Linked DNA regions of Homo sapiens: region 1 is linked to region 2. The links are chromatin loops, found by intact Hi-C in ENCODE. Cell type or tissue: GM12878. All regions are shown on one strand. Each heading gives the region's core, and the rest is flanking DNA. Links, peaks and the distances in the headings are about the cores only. Region 1 overlaps LRRC4C (leucine rich repeat containing 4C). Region 2 overlaps LRRC4C (leucine rich repeat containing 4C).

Evidence for each region. Hi-C counts contacts between places; a loop is a spot of excess contacts. Peaks named below come from ENCODE experiments on the same cell type or tissue, not always from the same donor. Only the 100,000 strongest peaks of a DNase experiment are listed, where the experiment ranks them.
Region 1: it touches region 2 in a loop (2.1-fold over the local background); 1 of 110 quality-filtered maps calls a loop at or near these places.

What each region holds. Positions count from the first base shown.
Region 1 is chr11:41,411,027-41,416,413 of GRCh38, forward strand. All of the region lies in intron 1 of LRRC4C (leucine rich repeat containing 4C), which reads right to left. Among named protein-coding and RNA genes, the nearest start is that of LRRC4C, 46 kb to the right of the region's middle. In GM12878, for the core only: no CTCF peak of the experiment used is centred there; a DNase peak (open chromatin) is centred at 3,051.
Region 2 is chr11:41,307,986-41,313,372 of GRCh38, forward strand. The region is part of intron 1 of LRRC4C (leucine rich repeat containing 4C); the gene reads right to left. Among named protein-coding and RNA genes, the nearest start is that of LRRC4C, 150 kb to the right of the region's middle. In GM12878, for the core only: a CTCF peak has its summit at 1,974; a DNase peak (open chromatin) is centred at 1,386; H3K27me3 peaks cover 217 bases.

The sequences.
Region 1 (5,387 bases), core at 98-5,097, 100 kb after region 2:
GATCACCAATTGTCAGCCACCTGTGTCAAAAGACCAGAGATCTTTATCTAGATGGTTTCCGCATTGGAAGGTTTATGCACTTGCTTTTAGATGAGAAACACTTGGTTGGTACCCTATTTTTTTTTTTTTTTTTTTTTTTTGAGATGGAGTCTTGCTCTGTCGCCCAGGCTGGAGTGCAGTGGCGCCATCTCGGCTCATTGCAAGCTCTGCCTCCCAGGTTCATGCCATTCTCCTGCCTCAGCCTCCCGAGCAGCTGGGACTACAGGTGCCCACCACCACGCCCAGCTAATTTTTTGTATTTTTAGTGGAGACGGGGTTTCACCGTGTTAGCCAGGATGGTCTTGATCTCCTGACCTTGTGATCCGCCCACCTCCGCCTCCCAAAGTGCTGGGATTACAGGCTTGAGCCACCGCGCCCAGCCTTGGTTGGTACCCTATTGGATAAAGTAGGTAAGAGACAAAACCAATGGAGATCAACTTGGAAAATAGAACATAACTTTAGGAATAAAAAAGAGAAAAATTGTACTTCAGATAAATCCATGTGAAAACAAGATTCTATTCTGAAACCTCATTTACATAAAACTTTTCAATGAAATACAGCAGGTCCTCAAATAACATTGTTTTTCTCAACATCCTTTCTTTATAAAGTTGATAAGAAAAAGAATTGATTGCAGGCCAGGGCCACTGTCTGTGTGAAGTTTGCACGTTCTCCTGCTGTCTGCATGGGTTTTCTCCCAGAACTTCTGTTTCCTCCCACATCCCAAAGAGATGCGTGTTAGGTAAATTTGTGGGTCTAAATTGCCCCAGATTCTGTAAGTGTGGGTGTATGTGGGTGCACCTTGTGATGCAATGGAGTCCTGCCCAGGGTCAGTACCAGCCTTGTGTTGTGAACTGCCAGGACAGGCTCCAGCCACCCAAGACACTGAACTGGAATTAACAAGTTGGAAAATAAGTGTACAAATACAAATATTTGTAAAAATAAAAATTGGCAAATTAGATGATAATCATACAGGTACATGACAGTAATGGATACGTGTGGCATGATAGCGCTCAAGGAGCCTGCCATATTTGTGACAGCTTGTTTTTGAACTGCTTGGTAGTAGGAGGTGCTCCTTACAATTTTCACTTTGTAAACATTTATTTCTTGATTTAACCCACCAGCACTATGACCCCCGTCACTCACTGATTCATCAAAAAACTGGGCAAATAATTACCTTACTTGTTTTTATGAATCTTTCCTAAATGTATGTAACAATCACATTTATTTTAATGCTTAATAAAAATATGTTTGGGGTCTTTAGAGATTAGGTGATGTTTTTATGAGCAGAAATATGCCATAGAAACTTAACTTTTATCAATTAACTTATGGTACAATTAATCTCATTAAACATCGTTTTACTTGAAGTTTCCATGAACCTATTGACAATGTTAAGTGAAGATATACTCTACTATATATTAGTACACTATTTTATTAGAATTATTTGCTGCCCTGAAATGGAGGGTGATTAAGACCAGTTAAATAAAAGTATCACATCTTTCGTCTGTTCATTAATCTGTTAATTGCACTTTGCAACTTGCCTACAAATCAACAAAAGGCATGTGACCCACTTACCTGTATCATTAAACAACCCAAGCTACAAAATTCTCCTGAGCCAGGACTTGAGACAGGGTAATATGGGGCTATTTAGTTTTTAGAACTCAGTCTGTGTACTAGGAGCCCTTAACTTCCATGATGATACAAAATACAGCAGAAACTCAGACAGAGAGAGACTGGAAATGAGAATGTGGTTCAGGCCACTAATTCTCAAAAAGGAATGAACTCTCAAAGAGACATGAGATTCTGCTCAGATCTGCACAATCTGCCCCTAACAGCCTTTTCCTCCCTTCATTCCAGCCCCTCTCTCATTTGTTAATTTTGTCCTTCAAATGTTGCTGTTGCTCTATTTCTATCCTAATTTTCTTTTCTTTTTCAAATTTATTGTTCTGATTGGCATGTTTATTTTTCTTACTTTTTTTTCTTTTCTTCTTTTTTTTCTTTTTTACTTCCATTGCTGTTGAGCTTTAACAAATTGATTAGAGCAGGAAAGTTACAGAATGTAGAGAATGAGGATGGTTTGATTTACTAGAGAACCCCGAATTATGAAGTACAACTGTTCATACAAGGAATGGAAAAAGTCTCAACATTCTCAAAAGATTTTTTCTTCCACAAAGAATGGATTCTGCAAAGATTCCATTTTAGGCTTAGATTCAATTATCCTTCCACTCACTGAAACCACCATGTGGTTTTACTTTTTTGTAAAGTAGGGTTAATGGTAATACCAATTATGGGAGTTGGTCTAAGGATTAGTTAATTAATGAAAAGTGGTTGGAATGAAAAGTGGTTGGAATGACACATGATAAACACTTGTTCAAAGTTAGCTATTGTTGTTGTGATTAAAATTATCATTATTGCAAAAGACAATACCAAGAAAACAATATGACCATACATAACTCTCTGACATTAACCTCAGAAGAATCTGAGTTTAGAAATGTTTGGCAATTTAATCAATAAGCCAGATAACTTGTCCATCCATGTTTCAGCCATTGAGTCCTTCTTGGAAAGCTTGGTGTATTGTCTAGCTGGAAATGTGACCCTTTGGTTTTCTGTAACTAACACTGGTCCAGAAATAAACACATCTATGGCATAAAAGTAAGGCACAATTGCCCCTGAAATTTGTGAAAAAGTCAAAAAGCAAAAATTGCGTGATGCTGGAGTTTAAATCAAGGTGTTGTCACTTAACAGATGTGTAACTCAAACAATGTTTTTTGACAACTCTGGGCTTGTTTCCTATAGCAAGATTTGTGAGAAACTTACAAATATCACAACGGAGCTATGGTAATCACTAAATGAGATATCTAACTTGGAGCCTCCTAGCAATGCTTACAACATGCTTAGGGCTTACTTTCAAAGAAACCTGCTTTAGTGCTTTGTAGTCAGACACATCTGGGTTTCTGTTCTAACTTTCACTTCCACCCTGTGTGATTTAGGCAAGTGCTCATTTTCTCTGACTTGCTACATTCTCACCTGTAAAAGCAGCCTGAGGTTGTTGTGAAAACGGAAAGGATGGTATAAATAATGCCTAGCACATTGCTTGGAACATAGGACACACTCAATGCCTGACAGCTCTTGATAAGTGTGTTACTTCCTATGTTCCCGAATTTGAATTGACTGTATTGCATTTGAGAAAAAAGAAGAGGCAAGATTCCTCCCCACAACCTACAAACAAGCTCCTCTCTTATCTAATTTGGAAATCAAGAATGTTTTCTTTAAAATTAAACCATTTCTTTACTATGCCACACGTGAAAGAGAGCTCTCTTTTATAGGTGGAGAAAAAAGTCTGGTGTCACAAGACAGAAAATACCTCTGGGATTTTTTATTCACGAATAGCATCAACAACTTGTGATTCTCTCTTGCAGTCTCTTCCTCCCACCCTTGCCATTGCAAAGGTGGGGCTAAAAGGTAAAAATGGCTCTTTTTTTTTTCTAGTCTTCCATTAAAGTCTGTAATGTTTTCTTCAAGTTGCTCCAGGAGTCCTGGTTTTTGGAGAGGTTCAGAACAGAACATTTTACTGGCAGAGAATGGCCTCTGGAAAAACCAGGCTTCAACACTTAAAAAGATAAAACCTGGGAGAGAAGTGGGGAGTAAAGGTTCAATTCTTCCTCAACTCGAGAAAGATAATAGGAAAGTAGAATTAGCCAAAATAAAAGATTGTGCTATACGTCATTAGTCTCCTAACTTTGGTTTGAATAATGGTACTCTAAAAAAAGAAAAAGAAAAAGAAAAAGAAGAAATCTTCCCCAGCAATTTGATTATTAGGTCACTTCAAGAGAGGCAATTTAAGGAACCAGCAAATGCTGCTTGGGGAACTAAAATAATAACAGGCAACACTAATATAGCACCTTTCCTCTTCAAAGCACTTTACAAACATGAAGTAATTAGGCCAATTAAAACTTGAAAAAGTAGCCTATTTAGACACAATCTTCTTTCCACATACAGTGCATCTGCTGGAAATTACTCTCTAGCCTTGTTTTCAATGCAAAAGATGCTCATAAGTAAACAACTATAAGTAACTAGCAGGACTTGAATCAGAATGAGTTGGGTTTAGAAGTATTTAAGGCATTTAAACCAAAAGTAAATTTCCCACACTCTAATTCTCCTCCAGCCACAAACCCTATGTAGGCAAGTACTTCCTGTAAGTGCCAGGTAGTTATGGACGGGTGTTATCAGCAGAAAACACAGATAGATAGTCCAGGGAGTGAATGGACAGAAGGTTTGAGGTTTGCCTCTTCATAGTAAACTAATTTCCAAAGAGGAGTCCCCGAATGACTGAGCAAAGCGGTGTAGTGTTTTGAATTAGAAAGCATTCTGAATTAGGAGTAAAAATTTAAGTCCTTGTTCAAGTTTAACCGCTAATTCACTATGTGACTTGGGAAAATGATTTAATCTAATTTATGGTTTCAGTCTCTTTATGTGAAATGAACTGCTTGGATTAGATCCATGGTTTTCAAAGTATGTTCTGAGAGTACTGTGTGTCCCCAACATGGATGGGTAAAAGCCTCGAGTCTGTACTCAGTTTAAGAGAGCAGCAACGTTTTAATTCATTTTAGATGTTGGATTTTTATGAGATGTTGTAAAGAGTTCCATGTCTAATAGATGGATGATATCTAAATTCGTTTGCAACACTGATATTCTGTGATTTTATGAATGCTTCTAAACCTCATAATGTATAGGATATGTTTCAATGAAAACTTTCATTTCATTAAGCTAACTCTTGGATCAGAGGAGGAATGAGAATATAGACTGCTTTTGAGCTCTTTCTGTGCACTGTAAATCAGAGGTAAGGAGGATTATTTCTGACTTGTCCAAGTCCAGGTGTGGTAGATGTTAGCAGAGAACTCTGCCAGGTTTCTCCTCTCTCTCTCTCTTTGAGCTTCTTTGCTTGATACTGGGTGGCTGATTCTGATCATCTGGGGCTCCAGGTCTAGGTTTGGGGAAGGAGATAGGAAGCTGCATCATATCCCTCGGTATTACCATTTTTCAGAGAGTCATATAAAGCTGTTAATTTGTTTCATTTCTCCGATTTGTGAGTATGTGTACTCTATAATACAGAATCTCAGAGGAGAAGAGGAAAAAATGGAACAACCGGGGCAAATAATTCCATCCACCCCTACTCACACTTCCCACCGTTTTACATGGGAGCTAGGCTATTTTTAAGAACCTTCTCTGACAGTGAACTCCAACAAACTGTTATGTTGAGTGGTTCATCTATCACTATAAACCATATTATCAATCTTAATAGTACAATGAAGAAATTGAGGTCAAAAGGGTAAATGCACAAAGTCCTAAAA
Region 2 (5,387 bases), core at 78-5,077:
GATTGCATGACCCTTAGGACCTGTAGGTGACCAGCATGAGGGTATAGCCATCACTTTCAGCAGATCAGCAAATAGGCAGGAAGGAACTTTCCACAACATAGAACCTTGAATAAATAGTATTGATATAGACTAGGCTTGGGAGAAATCAGTAAAGTTGCCATCTTGTCCCTCTTTCACCAAAGGTAGCTTGCGGACTTCACACAAGTAACCTTCCAATGACAGATGTTACTTCCAAAGGTTAAAACTCTGAGGGATTGCTTTTTTTCACTCTGGAGAAAAACGCATACATTCTGGGGGCTTATGAATACCTGGTGAAAGATTTTTTTTTGCAACAGCGTGAGCACTAACAGAACAACACAGGGCTGACTATTCATTTTTTGGATACCTTTTCCTAAGCAGCTCAAAACCGGCAGTAGAACGTGACATTACCATGTAACAGGAGGCTGGCCTGATCCTGTGCTGTGTCCACCGCCAAGGTGTTTTTGTCATATCTGTCCCCTGCTGGGTGGGGACAGGGGCATCAAAAGCCTATCTACAGTCAACAAAACAAAGCACATTCTAAAGAAAGCCAAATCAGGCACAAAAAGCTTGGGCCAATATTAAAACCACAGGTATTCAAAGCGAAGAGATATTCTGATTTTTAAGATGATTACTTGGTTTTCTCTCCCAGCCCAGCTCCCCTATGCATGCTTGGGTTTTCTGAAGAGCAAAGGGCTATTAAAACAAGAAAACAAAACCTGAAAAAAAAAGTTGTTTCACAGAAGACATTGGGCCAAACGCAAACAGTGCAGGAAACCCCTGCAGATACAACGTCTCTTTTTTTCTTTTTTTTTTTTTAGACAGAGTTTTGCTCTTGTCACCCAGGCTGGAGTGCAGTGGCGCAATCTTAGCTCACTGCAACCCCCACCTCCCGGTATCAAGTGATTCTCCCGCCTCAGCCTCCCGAGTAGCTGGCGTTACAGGCATGCGTCAACACGCCCGGCTAATTTTGTATTTGTAGTAGAGATGGGGTTTCTTCATGTTGGTCAGGCTGGTCTCGAACTGCCAACCTCAGGTGATCTGCCTGCCTCAGCCTCCCAAAGTGCTGGGATTACACATCACACACCGGGGCTCCAGAGACTTGGCTGCTGCAGAACTCAGCTGGGCTGATGGTAACAGCATTTTCTGGTAGACAAGGTAGCCCCCTGTTGCTGAGTAGCAGTGGAAGATAAACGCAGCCCGCAGTGACAATGATAGTGGGGGGTGGGAGTGCTCTCTGAAGCCACATGGGTTGTGCAGTCTGGTGAACTTGAATGGGGATTGGTGTCCACTGAGGCACAGGGCTCATTCACCACAGAAAGCAGCAATTACCATCCACTAAGAAGGCTGAGGATGGTGAAGAAGATAGCAGATGTTCTGCGGTCTCTGATTTCTTTTTTTGAGCACACAGAAGACACTTCCTGAGTACTTTCGGAATTACATAGCTGCTTCTTTTGAGGTTGAGAATAGAGAAACAGGGGTTATACCCAGAATATTTCCATTTTACATCTATCAGCCATGAGATTAATTAAAACTCATGTACACAGTTCACCCTCTCTCCCACACTCCTACTGTCAAATCTGAATTGAGGTGCAGTACAAGATGACAGGGTTTCTGTGGCAACTTCATTGAAATATATAGAAATTATAAATAAAGACCAATATGTTAACTCCCCATTATAATCTTCCACAGCAGTTGTTAAAAATAAAATCCCTGCACACTTCAAAGCCTCAATTCCACGCTGAGCTCTTTCACTTTTAGCAGATGAATGCACCTAGGAAAATACAGGCCTAGCAAGCTCAGCTATTCTGCCTTTTACCATCACCCTTACAGCCTTATCTTACATGCTCTACATTTGGTAATACAATTGAACATAATTTAGTAAACGATGAAATAATTGACTAGTAGTGTAACCTTTGTGCTATCTCACTAGCGCCTCCTATCTTCAACTGCGCTTTGATGTGTTGATTTCCTATCTGCCCTTAAACCTTCCTGGCTTCTTTGTCTATACAGCACCTGTCATCCCTTTCTCTGTCTCAATGAGTTTTATTTCTCATTTCCTCCCAAGGAAAAGACTAGGGTTTCAATGACCATGATTTTAATTTGATACACTAGTATAAGCAGAAAATCCAAAGCAAGTTTGAGCTGCATTAATAAAGGCATGTTGTCTAGACTAAAAGAGGTTTTTTGTTTCTATTTTGTATCAGCCAAAATACACATCTCATCTTAAATATTCTTTTCAAATCACATCACATATTAAAGAGATCAGAATCAAAGAGGAAATGTTTTAAGGAGAAGAATTAGGACTCTGATGTTGCTGTGTGCCTCATAAGGCTTAACAAATGTCTCCGACTCAATGTTTCTCTTTCTGGAGAGAAATTATGTAAAGTTAGAGACTGGATTTAGAGAATCAGACTGCCTGGGTTCCAAACCCACCTCCACCATTTATTTTTTATAAGATCTGGATCAACTTTTCTAATTTCTGAACAAGTTCTTTGTGTTAGTTTCCTCAACCACCAAACAAGCAAATTACAGTACATTCCTTTCAGGGTTAATGTGAAGATTAAATAAATTACTCCATTCAACTGCTTAGGAGAACACTTGGCTCTTAACAAGTAATCAAGTGTTAGATATTATTATTAAAGAATATTTGTCTAGCCTTAGTTTAAAAATTAGAGCTTCTTACAACAGCATTCATAGCAACCAGTCTAAAAAACCAGAATAAAAAGTGGAAGAAAGCCACAATAAAAAAAACCAACATTGTGTTTATGCCTTTTTGTATTTACATGGACCTGTAATATTTTCCATTTTAAGATAAAAATAAAATTTAAAATATAACTTCGTATACTATCTAAGCAATTTTACACCTGCCTTATAAAACCTTTAGTACACTGGTTCTAATATATTTTTGCCTTTATAGGTAGGCTGTAGATAAATTTAAAAGACAATATAGCAATTTAACAAAGCACAACCTTCACACACACAAGTATTAATATTATTTCCAACCTTCGCTTAGTGCCTAGGCATTTGATTCGCATCTATTCTTAGTAAACAAGCAAAGGAGTTCAGTTCTAGAGATTCTTTGAGAAACTAACACTCAACTCACAAACTAGCAGCTTTCTCCAGTTCAGCTTGTGGAGCTGCTGATGACAACAGGCAGTGAAGCTATGCCGTGCATTAGAACCACATTTTTTTTTATATATTCATTTTGGACAGTAGTTCTGGAAGCACAAGGAAGCATGGTAAATTAAGAAATTGGTTCTCAGTTCTCAGTGCTGATGAGTCTTGCTCATTTTGAGTTTTAGATTTATTTTCTATATGTCACACTCGTAGCAGAAACCAAAACAAAAAACACCATTTAAGCTTCTTCATTATTTTATTGAAAAAAATAAGAGCAGATTAAAGAGTTGGGGAAAAAATGAACACAGTTTTATGATATTTTGATAGTTAATGTGTTTAGTTACATCACATAAACTACTTATAAAGATAAATCTAACTTCCTCTACTGTATTTTTCAATTGGGATATAAAATATATGTTCCATGTACTTTTTAAGTATTATGAATAACTCATGCATAAAGTCAGCCATTTTGTAATGACTTAACCAGGAAATATATTTTGGCATTTAAGAGTTAAATCACCTGCCTAAACTCACAGAAATTCCTTGTAGAGGCAGTGATCTAATATTGTATCATTATTTTACCAGCTAGAATAAGTCATTTACTAAATGACATTAAATTGTATTAGCAAATGTAAAGCATGTAAGATAAAGCTATAAGATTTATCTCAATCACAAATTTTGGCTTTCTATTTTTTCTGTCGTGTGTCATAGATCTCACATATAAGCCACCCCTCCATTTCCCTGTATTGTGACAATCAGTGGAAGTAGGGGTTTCTCTGTCTTATTTACAGCATAAATCCATGGATATTATCCCACATCATCATTATTGTCTCAAGAGAATATTTGAATTAGAAGGCAGGCATCCATTGAGATAGCAAGAGCTCAAAGACCGACACGTTTTATCAATTAACAGAAGCTTTAACACTAGTTGACAGATGAATCCCTATGCCCCTCTATTGATATATGGAATCTGTTTTTCCTCTTTTTTGACAAAGTGGATGACCAAAAAGGAGAAAGAAACCAGGAATTAGCCAGTTTGATTATGTTTCCTTCTGGGGTTTTCTGTCTTTCCCATACCCTCTGCCTACCTAAGTTTCTATATTCTACATTCTCTTAAATGACCCAGTCTATTTCTAAACCCTTCAAAATGCTGCCATTTACTCTGCTTTGGAACTTACTCTCACTGCTCCTGAGACTTTCAAAAATATATTCTCATGAACCATTTTAAGAATCAAAGGAGTTAAACCAGTTTTATGAATTCTATACCAGTACAGAGTAATGTTTAGGAATTCAGATTATTGAACAACTTGCCTTCAACTCTCAGATGTGTTACTAGTTCACTGTGTGATCTTAAGAAATTTGCTGAACACTTCTGCATTTCTGTGTCTCTCTGTGAGAATTTCTGTATTAATTTCATATGAATTGATGAGATTAGTGCACAGCATATAGTGACCTTAGCTCAATAAATGTCAGCTATGATTATTATAACCAGATGGGTTTTCTGTGTTGTACTACAGTTCAGGTTTCCCTGGATCATAAGGAAACAGTAGAAGCACACACTAATTAAAACATAAAATAGAATGGTAAAGTTTTTCATGACCTCATTGGTCACCATGGGCCTCAGCTCTCCCAAAGTTGGGATGGGCAGCAGAGTCTCAAGTAACAAAGAAGGGAAAACGCCTGGTTTCCTTAGGGTTAGCAATTTAGGTCTGACATGTATATTTCTCAAGGAAAAGGTTTGAGTTTTGGTTTTGTTGGCAGTATACATAAAACGCTTCCATCAATGAGTGTCCACATGAAACATCACAAGTAGTGGCCTATGTTATGTCAAGACTGGGGCCATTTTGCAGTGGTCCTGGACTAATACATGGTAATAAAGGCAGTAATTAACTTTACCTCTCTTTCTGATCTCATAGAATTTCAGCAGCAAAGTAAGAGAAGGCCTTTGGGGCTCTGGATAAGTATGTTGAGGGTATGTTTGATACATACGCCTCTTATCCTCCAGTTCTTCAAATTGGCAGTAGGCCAGTTCCAGGGTTGGTTAAATTAAGAAGTTCTGTCTTGTATTCAAAGAAATGGGAGTTTTCCATCTCTCCACTTCTCCTTCCTCAACATGTCAAGGCTGTTTCTTCTCATGGCTGTATTGAACCAACAATGTCTAGCAAACAATAGTGTTTTCAATGTGTTAATTTTAATTAATGAAGAAAATCATTAGCAAAAGCTTCTGTCTGGCCAGATGTCATCTAGTG